Regions from separate parts of the Homo sapiens genome. Here region 2 is linked to region 1. Evidence: chromatin loops called from intact Hi-C (ENCODE). Cell type or tissue: endothelial cell of umbilical vein. All regions are shown on one strand. Each heading gives the region's core, and the rest is flanking DNA. Links, peaks and the distances in the headings are about the cores only. Region 1 has its middle 28 kb from the start of LINC02606. Region 2 has its middle 27 kb from the start of LINC02606.

Region 1 (9,239 bases), core at 310-8,309:
GCTCATGGCAATACTGTATGATACATTTACATCAAACTCTAGAAAATGCAAACTACTCCACTGTGAGAGGAAGGAGACCCTGGTTTCCTCGAGAGGGAGGAGAAGGGGAGATGGAGTAAGGGATGACAGTGGGACTTGAGGCGACTTTTGGGAGTGCTGGATGTCTCCGTTATCTTGATTGTGGATATGTCTTCATAGGTGCACACCTACGTCAAGAGTTATCAATTGTACACTTTAAATACATGCTGTTTATTGCACGTCAATTATTCATTATATGTTATACCTTAACCAAACTAGATTTATTTATTTATTTATTTTTAAAGTGGAGTCTCACTCTGTTGCCCAGGCTGGAGTGCAGTGGCATGATCTTGGCTCACTGCAACCTCTGCTTCCCAGGTTCAAGCAATCCTCTTGCCTCAGCCTCCCAAGTAGCTGGGACTACAGGCATGCGCCACCACACCCGGCTAATTTTTGTATTTTTAGTAGAGAAGGGTTTCACTATGTTGGCCAAGCTGGTCTCAAACTCCTGGTCTCAAGTGATCTGCCTGCTTTAGCCTCCCAAAGTGCTGGGATTACAGGCATGAGCCACCATGCCCAGCCAATAAAGCTATTTTTAACAAGCAGGATTTTGAGGTCTAATTCTAGAGAGCAGTCTCTGCTGAGTATCCTGGGCCTGGGACCCTTCTGGCTCTGCCATGTCCACAGCTGTCTCCCAGGGCCTCCGTGGGTGAGGGGGTCTCCTCTGCCTGCTCACCCGCCTCGGGCCACGCTGCCCATTACTCACTGTCCTGCAGTCCAGGGGCCTTTCAGTGCCTCACACAAACCTAGCCTCTTCCTCCCCCAGGGAGGATGCTGACCCCTCTGTCTGGGCTGTTTCTCCTCCCATGGCCACGCCCTCATTGCCTCCTCCTGCTCCAGGTCTCAGGGACACCTTCTGTGCTTGGCAAGATTCTAAACATTCCCTCCCCGCCCGGCCCATTTTATGTCCTTATCCTGGAGCCTGTGACTGTGCCGTCACTCCTGGGCTGCATTATGGCTTATGACATGGTTAACCTGAAGACTGGAAGACGGAGATCATCCTGCTGGCCAAAGCTAATTGCACAAGACTGTGAAGCAAAGAGCAGTTTTTGGCTGGTGCAGAGGAGGAAGCCGGAGAAATTCAAAGCGAGAGACAGACCCGAGGTGCCACTGCTGCTTTGAGGATGGAGGAAGGAGAGTGCTCCTGAGTAGCTGAGGGCAACCCTGGCTGATGGCCAGCAAGGGGGCAGGGACCTGGGTCTGACAACTGCAGGAAGCTGGATTCTGTCAGCACCTGGAATGAGCTTGGAAGTGGATTCTTTCTCCGAGGCTCCAGAGGGGAGCCTGATCCAGCCGACACCTTGATCTTGTCCATGTGAGACCCTGACCACAGAACCCAGTTGAGCCCACCCAGATTTCTGACCCCTAGAATGCTGAGCTCTGAAGCGGATGTTCTTTGAAACTGCTGAGTTTGAGGTTATTGGTAATTGACAGCAAGAGAAAACGGATACACTTCTGCAGAGAGGGGTTTTCTGGCTACACCACCTGGAGCACTGTCCCCACCTTTGCTATTTTCTCTCAGCCCCTCTTTGGTACCTTCAAAGCACAATTATGGCTCACCGCAGTCTCCACCTCCCAGGCTCAGGTGATCCTCCCACCTCAGCCTCCCAAGTAGTTGGGACCACAGACATGCACCACCATGCCTAGCTAATTTTTTGCATATTTGGTAGGGACAAGGTTTCACCATGTTGCCCAGGCTGGTCTCGAACTCCTGAGCTCAAGCGATCTGCCCATCTTGGCCTCCCAAAGTGCTGGGATTACAGGTGTGAGCCACTGTGCTTGGCCCAAAATGGGACTTTAAAAATTATTATTACCTTCAGCTAACCAGAGCAGCCAGTCAACCAACTCCCCCTGCTAAAATGGAAATTTAACTGTAGGACTTGTTCAGGCTTTTTCTGGAAAGATCCAGTTATACTGGTATTATTTGTCAAACAGGACTGACTAATTCTTAGGACTCCTAAAAGGTGAATAGAGGTAGAAAATAGCCTGATAGTTCCTCAATAGGTTAAACATAGAATTACCATATACTCCAGCAATTTCACCCCTATGTATAGACCCAAGAGAATTGAAAACATATGCCTAAACAAAATCGTTTCTGTGGTTATAAAAATAGTAGGGAAAAAAAGAAACAAAAGGAAATTTAAAAAATCATGTACACAAATATTCTTAGCAGCGTCATTCATAACAACAGCCAAAAAGTGGGCTGAGTGTGGTGGCTCATGCCTGTAAACCCAGCACTTTGGGAGGCCGAGGTGGGAGGATCACCTGAGGTCAGGAGTTTGAGACCAGCCTGGCCACCATGGCAAAACCTTGTCTCTACTAAAAATACAAAAATTAGCTGGGCGTGGTGGTGGGTGCCTGTAATTCCAGCTACTTGGGAGGCTGAGGCAGGAGAATTGCTTGAACCTGGAAGGTGAAGGTTGCAGTGAGCGGAGATCACACCACTGCACACCAACCTGGGCAATAGAGAGAGTCTATCTCAAAAAAAAAAAAAAAAAAAAAGCTGAAAAGTGGAAAAAACCCAAACGTCCATCAGTTGATGAATGGGTAATTAAAATGTTCTATGTCCATACAGTGGAAAATTATTCAGCCATGAAAAGGAAAGAAGCACTGGCATATGGTACAGTGTGGATGAGCCTGGAGAACATTATGGCAACTGAGAGAAGCCAGACACAAAAGACAGCATGTTCTCTGATTCCATTTATATAAAATGTCCAGGCCGGGCTCTGTGGCTCACGCCTGGAATCCCAGCACTTTGGGAGGCTGAGGTGGGAGGATTCCTTCAGCCCAGGTGTTTGAGACCAGCCTGGGCAATATACCGAAACCCTGTTTTTATAAAAAATGAACAAAATTAAGTGGGCATGGTGTCGCATACCTGTAGTCTCAGCTATTTAAGAGGCTGAGGTGGGAGGATCACTTGAGCCTCGGAGGTTGAGGCTTCAGGGAGCCAAGATAATGCCACTGCACTCCAACCCTCAGAGACAGAGTGAGACTCTGTCTCCATCAAAAAAAAAAAAAAAAAAAAAGTCCAGAATAGGCAAATTCATAGAGATAGAAAGTATGTTAGTGTTTGCAGTGAGCTGAGATCACACCACTGCACTCCAGCCTAGGGGACAGAGTGAGATTCCATTTCAAAAAAAAGCTGAGCACGGTGGCTCACACCTGTAATCCCAGCACTTTGGGAGGCTGAGGTGGGTGGATCACTTAAGTTCAGGAGTTCAAAAGTAGATTAGTGGTTTCCTAGGGCTGGTGAGTGTTGGGGTAGGATTGGGGAATGATGGTTACAGGTTGCAGGGGTTCTGTTCTGTTCTGTTTTGTTTTGTTTTGTTTTGTTTTGTTTTGTTTTGTGACGGGGTCTCACTTGGTCACCCAGGCTGGAGTGCAGCGGTGTGATCATGGCTCACTGCAGCCTCGACCTCCCAGGCTCAAGCAATCCTCCCACCTCAGCTTCTCCGGTAGCTGGGACTACAGCTACCTGCCACCATGTCCGGCTAATTTTTGTAGTTTTTTTTTTTCCAGTAGAGATGGGGTTTCACCATGTTGCCCAGGCTGGTCTTAAACTCCTGAGCTCAGCTGATCCTTCTGCCTTGGCCTACCAAAGTGCTGGCATTACAGGCATGAGCCACTGTGCCCGGTCGGTTGTAGGGTTTCTTTTGGAGGGCTAAAAATGTTCAAAAATGGGTTGTCCTGATGGTCGCACAGCTCTGTAAATATACTAAAGCACTGTGTGTTTAAAAGGGTCAATTGTAGGGCCTGTGAATTACTACTCAATAAAAAATTGTGTGCCACGGAAGTAAAACTAAAAAAAGTGGATAAGGGTGAGAGCGGTAGGCATTTTGGAGATGAGGAACGGAAGCATCGGTGGAGGAAGGAGTTGGGGACACAGCTTCAGTGCAGTCCCCCTCACCATGTCCCCGTTCAGAGGGCAGACCCTCCCCACCAACACTCCCACCAAGACTCTGAGTCTAAGAAAACTCTTATTTTCCTGATCCACCATGAGTACAGGATGCTTTCAAGTTTCATCACTGGTGTTCTTGTACTTCAAGAAAACAAAAAACAAAAAACCTCTCTAAAATGTGGTGCGTTGAAGCCAGGGAGTAAATGCAACCTGTAGATCTTCAGGGGGATTGATGACGTCATGATGGAATCTTCTGAATTTCTTTCTCAGGCTCCCCCCTGGGCCTTCCAAGACCTGACTCATGGACCTTCAAACCCTCTGCAGGGGCTGGGTGGGCCAGCAACCTCCAGGTGTGAGCGCCAGGGCACAGGGAGGTCATTCTTGCCCAATCCCCAATGGAGGCCGTGTCTCATCCCTCCAGGAAACTGCAGAAAGTTCGGAAGGACCCCCCCCCCACGCTGAACCACACATATGGCACAGACAGGAATTCCTTCTTGATTCCCAGTGGCTCCAGGTTCACGCCTAGAGTGCCCCTTATCAATGCTACAGAGCGATAGATGTGATTTATGGGAATCAAATCACCCAGCCTTGGATGAGAAGCTCAGTCTGAGACCTGGAATTATCAGGCAAGTAAGTCCGAGCTTGGAGAGATTTCTTGAAGCATTAGTGCCGTGTCCAGAACTCCCTACAACTTTCTTTAGGCCTTGAGTCGGGTCCTGGGAAGGACAGAACCCTCTTCTTTGGCCTTTCAAAATATTTCCACCAGACCCAGAGGAAAAGTCCTGGTGTTGGGTTGTCCCAAGACCATCTCTTTCACAAGCCTTAGAACTCATTTTTATTTTCCCTGACATTCTGGATAATGATGTTTGACAAGTACTTTTATTCCAGATGAGAGATGCTTGGGCCAACCTGGAGGCTGCCTGATGTCTGCTCAGTCTTAACCTGGAGACAGGTCCTGCTGCTGCAGCGATGGCTGGGTAGGATGGCGTTACGGCCTCTTTTCCCGGGGCAGCACCTGGGGCCAGGAGGCCTAAGCCCCGTTGGCCTTCCAGCTTTGGGTTGCTCTCAGCCCTTTGCCCGCCTGTGCATCTCCAGCTGGGATAAGCACCTCTCTCCTAATTTGGCTGGAATCTAAATGAGGTCTTCCAACATGCAACCACATCAGCTCCATGTTGCCCAAAGGGGCAGACTCCGTGCAAAGCTCTGAGCCTTAGGCTGTGCGCCGTGGGGTCTTTACAGCAGGGGGACACCCAGGCTGGGCTCCTGGGAGGGACTCAGCCCCACTCTCGCCAGAGGGCGCCACACTCCTCCTTTATCACCATCCTGGCCTCGCTTCCGAGTTTCAGAGGCTCAGGAGAGGGGTCGGGCAGCCCTTCCAGGGAGAATTCTCACAGCTGCACCACTCTGCAAACGACTCACAGGCGTTGCAGTTTCCTATCGGGTCGCTGAATGATTTTATGAGGGAAAAACAGCTGACCTGGCCATGGCTCTTCTTCCATAAAATAATCAATTTTTGTATTTAGCAACAGCAGGCCACAAACCGAGTTTCTTCCTTGGCTTCCATTCCAGTTTATGAGTCAAAAATAATTTTCCCCTTTTGCAAGTCCAACATCGATCCCACTTGGAAGCCGCGGTGGTCAAGAGATTCCTCAGAAATGAACCTGACAAAATGGAGCTGGTGACAGTTTTCCTTTCTCTAAAAAACTTCTACCGAAACAGACTCTATTAATCGCGGGTGCAGCTACTATTCCAAGAAACTGCGTGAAGACATTTTTTTCTTTCTCAGTAGCTGTTCATCACCGTGAAGGAGACGATGACGAGGTTCCCAACCCAAGCACTGGGCTACGCGCCTCTTCCACGCTGCACGAGACGAGGTTGGTCCAGGCACGGAATTTCCATGGCCCTAGCTCTCGCTGTGCATGGGGGTCATGAGTGAAAGCTGCTCAGAGCATTTTTTGAGGGAGCCCAGCCCAGGAACCCTGTGGGTTGAGTGGTGAAGCCAGAGATGGGGTTTCACCATGTTGGCCAGGCTGGTCTCAAACTCCTGACCTCAAGTGATCCACCTGCCTCGCCCTCCCAAAGCGCTGGGATTACAGGCATGAGCCACTGTGCCCAGCCCGGAATTCCATTTTAAAAGGCCAGAGGTTTAGGGGTTTTGGTTTGAAACGGCAAATGAATGCATATACTTAACCCTTCCTCTAAACTCCATCAAAATAACAGCAAAGAAATTTTTAAAAACTGTAATCCTACAACAGCAGAGATTAGCAGAGGAAGTTAATCAATTAAAATTTTTTTTTTTTTTTTTTTTTTTTGGAGACGGAGTCTTGCTCTGTTGACCAGGCTGGAGTACAGTGGCGCAATCTCAGCTCACTGCAACCTCCGCCTCCTGGGTTCAAGCAATTCTTGTGCCTCAGCAGAAAGGTAGGGAGCTTGATTCCCTGACCGGGTGACTAAGGGGTAGGGGGTTATGTCACAAAATATACGTGCCTATGAACGTGTGTGCACATGTTTGAGTGTGTGGTGTGAGTGCACATGTGCGCTCATGTGTGTTAAAGTCACACGGATGCAAATCAGGGTTGCCCTTCTCCTAGTGTCTGCCTGGAGGTGTGGGCGTCCACACGCATAGGCAGTCTCCTTTGTTGGCTCTTGCGCCTGCGTCTTTTGTAAATTTCCTGAAGGTGACCGGTCTCACTGCACCTCTCCCTGTAGATGATGCCACCAGGGACAGGGGGCTGGCCCTACTGTGCCCTCCCACCCATGCGCTCCAGGAAGCTATGGACGTCGGGCAGGGCAGCCCGGGAGGCCTCATAATCTAGGTGTTTTGGTTGCAGGAGTTCCCGGGCCACTCCTGGAACAGCCTGGGTCCCTGGACCTCAAAAGCAGCGCTTGCATCCTTGAGGGTCTCTAAGGCTCAGCTTGGCCCCTTTGTCCTCTGGGGATCCATGTTTTGGCCACCACTGCCCCGAATGGCACTGGCCTCTGTGCACACCATGCCCTTTGGCATGGTTTAAGCAAGTTTTTGTCCTTTGACATTTTTACAACAGAGATTTCATTTGGCGGTGGGAGTGGGGGAGGGCTGTGGGGAGGAGACGGAGTTGAAGGCAGAATAACTCATTCCTCATCCTAGTCCTTCCTCCTGGAGCCCTCTCTGTAAGCTGCGCTGCTCATTTTATAAAAGCAAGGAGAGCTTAGCTCTTCCCATGGGATTACTTAATCTCAGAATAGATGACGACCAGATGGCCTTTAACTGGATGGACTACATTTAGTCCTGCTACCTCTGTCCTGTTCCTTCTCATCTCACTGCACATCTGTGAACGTGTCCTCAGGCCTGGCGTGCCCTGCAGACCTGGGACCTCTCTCCCACGCACTCTCCCTCCTCCATCTCTGGGCTGTGTCCACCTCTGGCGGCACTTGGCATTGCTTTTTCGAAAGTTCATGTGAATAGTAACCTTTCCACGTCTCTGTGTGCTTGTTCTAGTGCATCTCTCTGGTGCCACCAAACTGCTCTGTGACTCTTTTGAGAATGTATGTGTGTGTGTGTGCATGTGTGTGCATATGTGCACATATGTGTATGTATGTGTGTGTGCCTATGTGTGCACTTGTGCGCATGTGTGCACGTGCATGTGTGTATGTGCACATAGGTGCATGCATGTGCGCATGCGTATGTGTGTATACGCACACATGTGTACGTACGTGTGTGCATGTGTGTGCACATATATGTATGTAGGTGTGCATGGATGTGCATACGTGCATGTGTGCACACTTGTGCATGTGTGTGCACGTGTATGTGTGTGCATATGTGCACATATGTACGCGTGTGTGTTTGCATGTGTGTGTGCATGCACACGTGCACGTGGCTGCTCCCTCTAGCCCAGCAGCATCCAGCTTTCTGCCTCCCAGCTTCCTCCACTAACCCCTGACCAAGCCAAATGGCTATATGACAAAGAACATACCAAGTTAGTGGGAAGAATAATCTGGATTACCTGGAAAGCCTTCGAAGCATGCCAAGAAGAAACAGAGAATTTGAACCAAACACCTGTTAAAAGAAAAACCTTAGACAAATTATATTTAATAGAGGTTAATTAAGCAAAGAACGGTTTGCGAATCGGGCAGCCCCTAGACCAGAGTAGGCTCAGAGAGACTCCAGCGTAGCCATGTGGTGGAGGAAGATTTATGGACATAAAAAGGAAAGTGATGTACAGAAAACAGAATTAGATACAGAAAGAGTCGGATTGGTTACAGCTGGGTGTTCACCTTATTTGAACCAGGTTTGAACAGTTGACTGCCTTTCATTGGCCAAAACTTGGTGATTGGCACTAGAGTAGGTTGCAGTCTGTTTACATATTCAGTGAGGTGACAGTTTACTATGCACAGAGAAACCCTTAGGGTGAACTTAGAATATGCAAGGAGGCAGAGTTAGGCTACACTTAATTGAACATACCTAAGGGTCACAAGTACACCAGGGCTTTCCAGCAAGTTCCTGATCCCTGTAGAAAGACAAGGTCCACCAAGAACTCGACAGCAACTCAGGGCCAAGGTCGGAGGGCTGTGCTGGTGGAAACACTGCTGTCTGCCAAGTACAGCCCTGACCCACCTGTCCAGCGCTCCTTCCACTGTGCTGTCCTTGGCTGTGCTGGGCTCTGCTTGTTCAGAGCTCACAGACAATCACAACCCTGCATGGGAGGCTCTCCGACTCTGTCTCCTCCTCTCAATGCATTCAAACTCCATTTATTTTCTGCTTCTCTTTCCATCTTCCTGATATTGTCATTGTACTCTCCCATCCTCCCCATCCCTGAAGCTTAGCCAAGAGCCTTTCTTCTCCTACCTCCGTCATCTCCTTCTCTGAAAGCTGATAAATTGCCCAGGCGTGTTTTTGTTTTGTTTTGTTTTTTTGAGACAGGACCTCACTCTATATGGCCCAGGCTGGAGTGCAGTGGCCGGATGATGGCTCACTGCAGCCTGAGCCTCCTGGGCTTAAATGATCCTCCTGCCTCAGCCTTCCAAGTAGCTGGGACTACAGACATGTACCACCACGCCTGGCTAATTTTTATATTTTTTGTAGAGATGGGATTTCTCACTATGTCGCCCAGGCTGGTCTCGAACTCCTGGGCTCAAGCAATCTTCCTGCCTGGGCTCCCAAAGTGCTGGGATTACAGGCATGAGCCCCAGCGCCCGGCCCTCGGGAGTGTTCATCCTTCCCTTGTAAGGTCATTGAAATAGCTTCTTTCCCGTCCCCTAGGCTTCAGCCTGCACAGATGGGTCT
Region 2 (9,239 bases), core at 755-8,754, 55 kb after region 1:
CTGCTGGAGTTGGTGGTGGTGGTTGTGGGGTGATAGCAGGTGCAGGAACAGACGGGCCTGATCAGGAAGATATGTAAATAGTGACTCTAAGCGCGGCTCTCTAGTTAAGCACATAAGCACATGTTGGTGGAGTGAAAATGATCAGGAGACAGGAAGCTTGCACCTGAACGTCTACAAGGGAGGAATGAAAGATTCTTGAATATCTGAGGACACCCTTCCTGGGGAATTTCATCCAAACCCCCTTCTTATGCCCCCTCATAGCTGAAATCCCCTCACAGTGTTCTGCACCCCTACCCCTTAGGTAGCTAGATTTAGCAAGTATACAGGTCACTCAGTTAAATTTGAATTTCAGATAATCCATAAATAACTTTTTTTTTTTTTTTGAGATGGAGTCTCCTTCTGTCACCCAGGCTGGAGTGCAGTGGCACAATCTCAGCTCACTGGCACCCCTGCCTTCAGGGTTCAAGTAATTATCCTGCCTCAGCCTCCCAAGTAGCTGGGACTACAAGTATGCACCACCACGCCCTGCTAATTTTTTGTATTTTTGGTAGAGATGGGGTTTCCCCATGTTGGCCAGGCTGGTCTCAAACTCCTGACCTCGAGTGATCCACCCACCTTGGCCTCCCAAAGTGCTGGGATTACAGGCGAGAGCCACGGCAGCCAGCCCACAAACAACTTTTTAGTGTATGTGCCGTACAACATTTGGCAACTCTACACTGCCAGCGCCTGCCTGAGCTGGTCCCTTGGCCAGCGTTCCCTCTCTCCAGCCATCCCTCTGGGTGGGTTAGCTGCTGAGTGAGATGGGCTGGGCTGAGCTCAGCATGAAAGCAGGAATCTGGGGTCAGAACCAGATGCAAGGAGGAGTCCAGGATCGGGAGGACACAGAGCAATGGAGGTGTCAGGCCAGGCCTATAAGGTTCAGAGCTGGACCTGAACAGGATGGGGCCTCCAACTCTATCACCCCCACCCACCAAAGGGCAAGCTGGACTCTGGCAAGTTGCAGGCTGAGAGTTTGGAAGTACAGGCCCCAGGTCTGAGTTCAAACCCTGACCCTGACATTTATAAGCTGTGATCTTGGGTGGCCACTTACCTTCCTTCTCTGAGCCCTTGTTGTCCCATCTATCAAACGGTAATATTAATACTAAACAGAGGTGGTTGTGAAGATTACAGGGGACATGGGGCACTCAGCACAGTGTCTGGTGTATCCTGAGTGCTCAATAAATGGTAGGCATGATCGTCACGTATGCTATTATGTATCTTTATACAATAATTATTTATGACAATAAGAAGTTATTATTCCTATAGACTGGACTTTTATTTCTGCTATCTTCCCAGCATCTAGAACGATGCCTAGAACACAGCAGGAGCTCAGCAATTATGTGCTGAAAGGCTACACGATGGCAGAACGGGCTTCGCCTGCAGGGAGCTGGTACGGGACCAGACACCCAGCATTTGGGAGGGTGGCCCATCCCACTCCCACGGACCAAACCACCCAGATTGCCCCAAGGATAAATAAACAAGACACAAGGGGACATAGAAACCCAGGCTGAAATGTGTGGCCTCCTTTCAGTTGAGTTCTGGGCAATCAGCTCCTTTCCAGCCTGTGACAGGAGGTGGGTGGCTGCAGGGGGCAGCTCTGAATCCTGACTCATGTCAAGGGCCTGTGAGGTGAACAGTCTTGATCCGTTCCTCCAAGGCAGACAGAGAGGAGCCAGCAAAACAAATGCAGGATGAGCAAGGCACAACTGGGTGTTCTCACCTGGCCCCACCTCTGCGGCTTCCACCACGCCTGGCTGGTATGGCCACAAGACGTCCCCAACACCCATGCCTGAGGACAGAGTACTGGCTCCATGGTTATTTGGACAAACACACCTTCAAATTCCTGGTACCCCATTGGAGATGCCCCACAGCCCTGGCATGTCTGAAAACCGAGCCCTTGACCTTCTCCCGCTCCAACCCTGCTGCTCCCTGGGTCTTCCACCTCTGTGAGTGGCACCTTCCTTCTCCCGGTTCTCCTGCCAGACAGCATGAGTTCTCTCCCCTCCCATACCCTCTTTCCCCATATCCTGGCTGCTCCTGCAGATTCGACCTCCTAAATACCTCCCAACTCTCTCCACGCCCATGACCACCCTCCGGGTCCAAGTGTGCCTTCCTTGTCGCCTGATTACTCCCTGCCACGACCTGGCCCTGTCCCCCAGCCTCGTCTCCAGCAGCAATTCCTGGGCATGGGCCCTTGCCGGGCCACCCTCGGTCCTTATGCACACTGTTCTCCCTGCTTTGCTAGGCTACTTCCTGCTCAGCCCACAGGAGTCTGCCTTCTGGAAGACCACTGAAATATTCAAAAGTCAGTTGCGGACACAATGACACGTCCCTTCTCAATATTTCAGCAGGTACCTTCCAAAATCAAGGACAGTCTCCTGCATGGCCAAAAGTCCATTTCCATACTCAGGAGTTTAGCTTTGATGCAGGGATATTATGTAACATGCAATCCATGATTAAATTCTCCAAAAGACCCTGAAAGCAGCTGCTTCTTTTGCTTTAATGCACGTTCCACTCAAGAATCACACACTGGGGCCAGGCACTGTGGCTCATGCCTGTAATGCCAGCACCTTGGGAGGCCGAGGCGGGCAGATCGCTTGAGGCCAGGAGTTCGAGACCACTCTGGCCAACATGGTGAAACCCCGTCTCTACTAAAAATACAAAAATTGGCTGGGTGTGGTGGCTCACGCCTATAATCCCAGCACTTTGGGAGGCCAAGGTGGGTGGATCACCTGAGGTCGGGAGTTTGAGACCAGCCTGACCAACACGGAGAAACCCTGCCTCTACTAAGAATACAAAATTAGCCAGGTGTGGAGGCACGCACCTGTAATTCCAGCTACTAGGGAGGCTGAGGCAGGAGAATCGCTTGAACCAGGGAGGTGGAGGTTGTGGCGAGCCGAGATCGTGCCATTGCACTCCAGCCTGGGCAACAAGAGTGAAACTCCGTCTAAAAAAAAAATACAAAAATTAGCCAGGCGTGGTGGTGCACACTTGTAGTCCCAGCTACTCGGGAGGCTGAGGCAAGAGAATCACTTGAACCTGGGTGTACCTGGGAGGCAGAGGTTGCAGTGAGCCAAGATTGTGCCACTGTACTCTAGCCTGGGCGACAGAGGGAAACTCCGTCTCATAAAAACCAAAAAAACAAAAAACAAAACCCCAAAAAGAATCACACATTGCATTTGGTCGCACGTCCCTTTAGTCCTTGTGAATCCCCCCGCAGCACCCACACTCCTCACTGGGGAGCTGCAGTCCCCTGTGTACAGCGGCTTCCTGCACCACCTGCGTTCCCTCTGGACTGCAAGCTCTTGAGAGCAGAATCAAACCTGTCTTGGGTTTGGTGGCCTCTCCACCGCCCCAGAGTGCTTGATGTATGGAATATTCTTTGAAGTAGAATTGAGGAGATGACACAGATCCTGTGTGCTCATAACCGTTCTTTGCTTTCATGATAAAATCTGTCGTCCAGTAAAGAGGGCTACAGTTGTGGTGTTTTTTTTTTTTTTTTTTTGAGATGGAGTCTTGCTCTGTCGTCCAGGCTGGAGTGCAGCGGCCCCATCTCAGTTCACTGCAACCTCCGCCTCCTAGGTTCAAGCAATCCTCCCACTTCAGCCTCCCAAGTAGCTGGGATTACAAGCATGCATCACCACGCCTGGCTAATTTTTTTATTTTTAGAGACGCGGTTTCACCATGTTGGCCAGGCTGGTCTCAAACTCCTGACCTCAGGTGATCCACTCGTCTCAGCCTCCCAACGTGCTGGGATTGCAGGCGTGAGCCACCATGCCCAGCCGTGCTGTAGTTGGGTTTTAATTCAAACTCTCCCTCAGCCTAAACTGTGGAAAGTGTGAAAGTGTGGAAGGAGGAAAAGCAGCTTATCTTTGCCTGGCATGTTGTGTTGGCGTGAGATGCGATGTCCTTTTCTAGCGTGGAGAAAGGACAAGACACCCAGGCAGAGGTGTAGGGGGAAGGGCAGGGGGGGCCAAGGTGGCAGCTCCTTTCTGGCTCTTTCTGAGCCAGGGCCTCTGATGTTGCCCATCCTTCTGCACTCAGGGTCATTCCCAGGAGGTCTGGGGAGTTATGGTGAAAAGGAGCAGGCGAAGCAAGGAGACAGAAAATGCCTTCTGAGTTATCAGCCTGCGGGGGCCATTCGGTCCCCAAGGCCCTCTCACTGGCACAGAGCGCTATACGCTGGCTAGAAAAACAACAGCCTGGACGGGGTCTTTGGAGGGGCAGGAAGGCCCACATGGCCCTGCGAGACGGAGAGGTCATTAAAAGTCACCAATATTTATTGACACAGCCATGACTGTTCCTGGGACAGCTGTGAATCAGAGGAACTGCCGGGAATAACATTCAAAGGCCAGACTCACACTGTCTGACCAGCCGCCTGCCGGCCTCCCTCCCTCCCCTTCGCCCCCAGCACCAGGACGGGAACCTCGGCTGGGGCGGGTCCTGCCAGGCCCGAGGAGTCCTGGGTCCTGTATCAGGCATTGCAGACACAAGATGAAAGCAACAGGCCACCTGCTTTCTAGAACTCACTGCATGGGGCTGAAGACAAACTTCATTCCTTCTTGTGTTCGGCACATGGATTGTGAGCCTACTGTGTGCCAGCCAGGTTTCCAAGCACTGAGCTTGGTTATTCACTCTGCATTCTTTGAGCATCTACTGTGTGCTAGGCATTGTCTAGACACTAGGCGTCGGTACTTATTCTTGGTTTATCTTACTTTTATTTTGTTTTATTTTTTTTGAAACAGAGTCTCACTCTGTCGCCCAGGCTGGAGTGCAGTGGCACAATTTCGGCTCACTGCAACCTCCACCCCCTTCGTCAACCTCTGCCTCAGCAATTCTTGTTTCTCAGCCTCCTGAGTAGCTGGGATTACAGGCGCGCACCACCACGCCCGGCTAATTTTGTGTATTTTTAGTAGAGATGGGGTTTCACCATGTTGGCCAGGCTGGTCTCAAACTCTTGACCTCAAGTGATCCGCCCACCTTGGCCGCCCTAAGTGCTGGGATTACAGGCATGAGCCGCCGCGCCCGGCCTCCTTTTGTTTTAGAATGCTTACTCAGGGCAACCTGAGGTGGTGAGGGGAAGCAAAGACCCAGCCTCCGTCCCCAGTCCCTTTGGGTTCTGGCAGCACTGACCCAGGCTGGGAGAGGGCAGTTTGCCCCATGCTCTAGCAGGGATCTGTGTCCCCCGAGGTCAGTCTGGTAGGGCGGAAGTACCTGGAGGGGACCGCACGAGTGAGCTCAGGCTGAGTGGCTGGCTGCTGCCCACAAGGGCTCCCAGGGCACCCCGCTCCCCATTGGAGTGGCCCCCGTTGCCAGGAGACACTGTGCAAAACAGTGCTGGCTGTTCTACAAACTGGCAAAGCCCCCAGGCCCCTGGGCTGCTACGAGGAGCCCAGTCCCCTAATTAGAACCGGCCGGCTTGGCCTGCACCCTCCTCAGGCCTGAGCCGGACCTCACTGGCCATAAAACCTGCAAACTCTTTCCTGCACGCTCCCCCAGGAGGCAGCCTGCAGGAGCCTCAGAGGCGAGTCACTTCCCCTGGCTGAGGGACGGGCAGGTGCAGCTGCGGCCACCTACCTCCTGGACCACAGACTTAGCAGCTTTGGGGTGCAGAGCTGGCCCTCCCAGGGCCTGGGACTGTGTGGGTGCTAGGAGGGGACTGCTAAAGAAAGAACCCCCACTGCCAGAGACCTGGCCTCCCGCCTCCCAGGCCTCTGCCGCACTTTCACCCACTTCCTGCAAAGCATATCAGCTCAGCTCAGTCCTAGGCTGCTTCTCTGGGCCTCTGCCACATGGGCACAGACACACTGTGTGGCCGTTATTTTACCTGACTATGAATTCCTCTAGGGTAGGCACTGAGTTTTGTCTATCTCTGTATCTTGGCACCTGCCCTGGGTTTGTCATAGAGCAGGAACCAGGGAGGTTTGCCGGGTAGCTGAATTAAAATCAGCTGGCTCTGGCAGGAGGGCGCCCACCTCCTTTTCTAGGAGCCAGAGATTTCTGAGCTGAACTTCTTTTCCCTGCAGACCCCATGAAGCTGGCGTGGCCTGGGCCATCAAAGACTCCAGCCAGGTGGACTGGGCTGATTCCAGCTCGTAAGCCAGCTCTGGCTAAGCCCAAGCCGAGGTTTCCACTTGGAGAAGGTCCCCATGGTTGGGCTGGCGGAGGACACAGCTCGGCACCTCTGACTAATCCCAGCTGTCCGACCTCTAGTCCCCGGTGCAAAGGGAACAGCTGCCACTGAACTTCCTCTGCAGCCTCCCCTTAGCCCAGCCTGTGTGAGAGGTGGCCGGGACCTGGCTTCTAGGTTGAGGCCACCCTGATGTCTTCTGGCTCTATTGCTGCACCCAAAGGCCACGTTAGTTTGCAGAAAGCCATGGTCTCAGCCCCAAGAACCGTGTGCAGTGGCTTCCAGCAGGGCTGGGCCAGGCTGAATATTTTCAGGAAAGGTGGCTACACTTTTCTGAGCTTTGCGAGTGTTTGTCCATACCAGAGGCAGTGGGATTCCCTGGTGGGAGGCGAGAGGGGAGGGCTGTCAGCTGAGACAGGGACTTCAAAGGGCTCCCTGGGCCCCCTGCTCGGGCCTCCAGCTGCAGGATGGGCTGAGCTGCCAGCCGGCAGCTGGCAAAACACAGCTCTGCTTGCCCAAAGCACCAAATAGCAAACAAGGATGATGCGGAAGCAGTGGCAGCTCTGGATCTCAGTGACAGCGGGGATCCTGCTGGAAGCGGGGGTTTGAGGGCGGCCTCGGACTGCAGCACAGGCAGGGTCTGCAGCAGCACCTCCCTGGGGCAGAGCAGGGCAGGGCCCCCCCGCCCCCCGCCCAGCGTCAAGTGGCCTCAGCTGGTCCTCAGCTGCCTCTTCCAGGGGCAAGCGACTCAGCTTTTGCTGATGATTTAGTTCCTAATTTGGGCCAGGTGTGGTGGCTCACACCCGTAATCCCAGCACTTTGGGAGGCTGAGGCAGGTGGATCACTTGAGGTCAGGAGTTCAAGACCAACCTGACCAATGTGGTGAAACCCATCTCTATTTAAATATACAAAAATTAGCTGGGCATGGTGGTGTGTGCCTGTAATCTCAGCTACTTGGGAGGCTGAGGCAGCAGAATCACTTGACCCCAGGAGGCGGAGGTTGCAGTGAGCTGAGATAGTACCGCTGCACTCCAGCCTGGGTGACAGAGTGGGACGCCATCTAAAAATAAATAAACAAGTAAATAAATAAGTTGGGCGTGGCGGCTCACATCTGTAATCTCAGCACTATGGGAGGCTGAGGTGGGCAGATCACCTGAGCTCAGGAGTTCGAGACCAGCCTGGCCAACATGGCGAAACCCCATCTCTACTAAAAATACAAAAATGAGCCAAGTGTGGTGGCGGGTGCCTGTAATCCCAGCTACTTGTAATCCCTTTAGGCTGTGGCAGGAGAATCGCTTGAACCTGGGAGGTGGAGGTTGCAGTGAGCCAAGATGGCGCCACCGCACTCCAGCCTGGGTGACAGAACAAGACTCTGTCTCAAAAATAAATAAATAGAAAAATAAACAAACAAATAAAATAGTTTCTAATTTGTCCATGTCCTGAGATGAGCCTACCAGGCAAGGTGAGGATCTGAATAATCTCTGTGTGGTGCAGTAGAGGAGGGAAAACTGGCATTTATTAAGCCCTAGCTGTATGCCCAGCTTGTGGGAGGTGTTGAGGATAGGATGGAGGGGGAGGCTATCATCTAGAAGCCACGGGTGAGGGCAGCAGCCCCCACGGGTGGGAGAGCAGAGGGAGGTGAGGCCAGGCCTCATGCTGCCCTGAACTCAGCTGGGGATGGGGAGCCCCAGGCCCCTGCCCTCGTGGGTGGGACCTGGCTGCGTTTCCCGAGGATGAGGTCTTTGGTGGGCCACATGGCTGGAAAGGAGGGAGGGGTGGGAGAGAGGAAGTGGTGTCTGGGCTTGAGGCTGCAGCTGTATCCTCCTCAGCCTCTCTCCAGCTCTCCTCGCCCAGCTCTGGGCCTGTCTCTCCTCCTGCCCCCACTGGGATCCTGGCAGAGGCTGCAAAAAAGCACCCCCCCGTCCAGTCCCCCGACCTGCCTCCTGGTCTCAGACATTCCCGTGTGACTCAGGAGGGTGGAGAAACGCCTGAAAGCTTCTCAGCATCCTCTTTCGTCCCCTGCCCGGCTGCTGGCCAGAATTCCCCACCTTTTCTGTGGGACCCGGATAGCCTGCTGGACTCCTCAGTCCTGCAGGGCACATAGGGCCTGAACCCTGCTTCCACTCAGGAAAAACCTGGCCGGTCCAAGGGTGTGGCTGGCGGGCCCAGTGAGAGGCCCCTGCCAACTGAGCTGCTGCTGCACGGCCCGGATTTGTACGCCACGCACAGGGTTGGCTTCTGAGCTCTCTCACGGACTTAATTGAAAAATATTTAAAAAATCGCTCCCATCGCTGGGTCATCCAGGCCTGGACAGGGGACCCTGGGCTCTAGAATCCATCCCAAGGCACACGCCTGCAGCAGCCCACCTCCTCTTCCAGGAGCCAGAGGGATCAGAGCCGAATTTCTTTTCCCTTCCGGCCCCTCGAGGCTGGCGTGGCCTGGACCATCGAAGTCTCTGGCCAGGTGGACTGGGCTGATTCCAGCTCATAAGCCAGCTCTGACCAAGCCCTGGCTGAGGTTTCCACTTGGAGAAGTGGAAGCCCCCGGTCCCGTAAGGCCCTTGTTCCTCCCGGAGGAAAGAAACAGCAAGGGCCAGGCCAGGTGCGGTGGCTCACGCCTGTAATCCCAGCACGTTGGGAGGCCAAGGTGGGAGGATGGCTTGTGTCCAGGAGTTCGAGACCAGCCTGGGCAACATAGTGAAACCCCATCTCTACAAAAAAATGGAAAATTAGCTGGGTGTGGCGGTGCATGCCTGTGGTCCCAGCTACTCGGGAGGCTGAGGCAGGATGATCGCTTGAGCCTGGGAGGTTGAGGCTGCAGTGAGCCATGATTGCACCACTGCACTCCAGCCTGGGTGACTGAGTGAGATCCCATCAGAAAGAAAGAGGGAAAGAAAGAGAGAGAGAGAGAGAAAGAGAGAGAGAGAGAGAGAAAAGAAGGAAGGAAGGAAAAAAAGAAGGAAAGGACAGGACAGGACAGGAAAGAAAGGAAAGGAAAGGGCAAGAGCCATGCCCAAGCCTGGGGACTCAGCTCGTGCGAGGCCTCAGTCCCCATGGAGTCCGGTTTACCA

The links. Peaks named below come from ENCODE experiments on the same cell type or tissue, not always from the same donor. Only the 100,000 strongest peaks of a DNase experiment are listed, where the experiment ranks them.
Region 2: it touches region 1 in a loop (6-fold over the local background); 10 of 110 quality-filtered maps call a loop at or near these places.

The regions. Positions count from the first base shown.
Region 1 is chr1:9,451,992-9,461,230 of GRCh38, reverse strand. No RefSeq gene overlaps it. Among named protein-coding and RNA genes, the nearest start is that of LINC02606, 28 kb to the right of the region's middle. In endothelial cell of umbilical vein, for the core only: a CTCF peak has its summit at 5,251 (motif pointing right); a DNase peak (open chromatin) is centred at 5,300; H3K27me3 peaks cover 392 bases.
Region 2 is chr1:9,397,123-9,406,361 of GRCh38, reverse strand. No RefSeq gene overlaps it. Among named protein-coding and RNA genes, the nearest start is that of LINC02606, 27 kb to the left of the region's middle. RefSeq lists enhancers at 4,704-5,546, 5,547-6,389, 6,390-7,233. In endothelial cell of umbilical vein, for the core only: no CTCF peak of the experiment used is centred there; DNase peaks (open chromatin) are centred at 4,351, 5,701, 6,231, 8,111 and 1 weaker place; H3K27ac peaks cover 5,705 bases.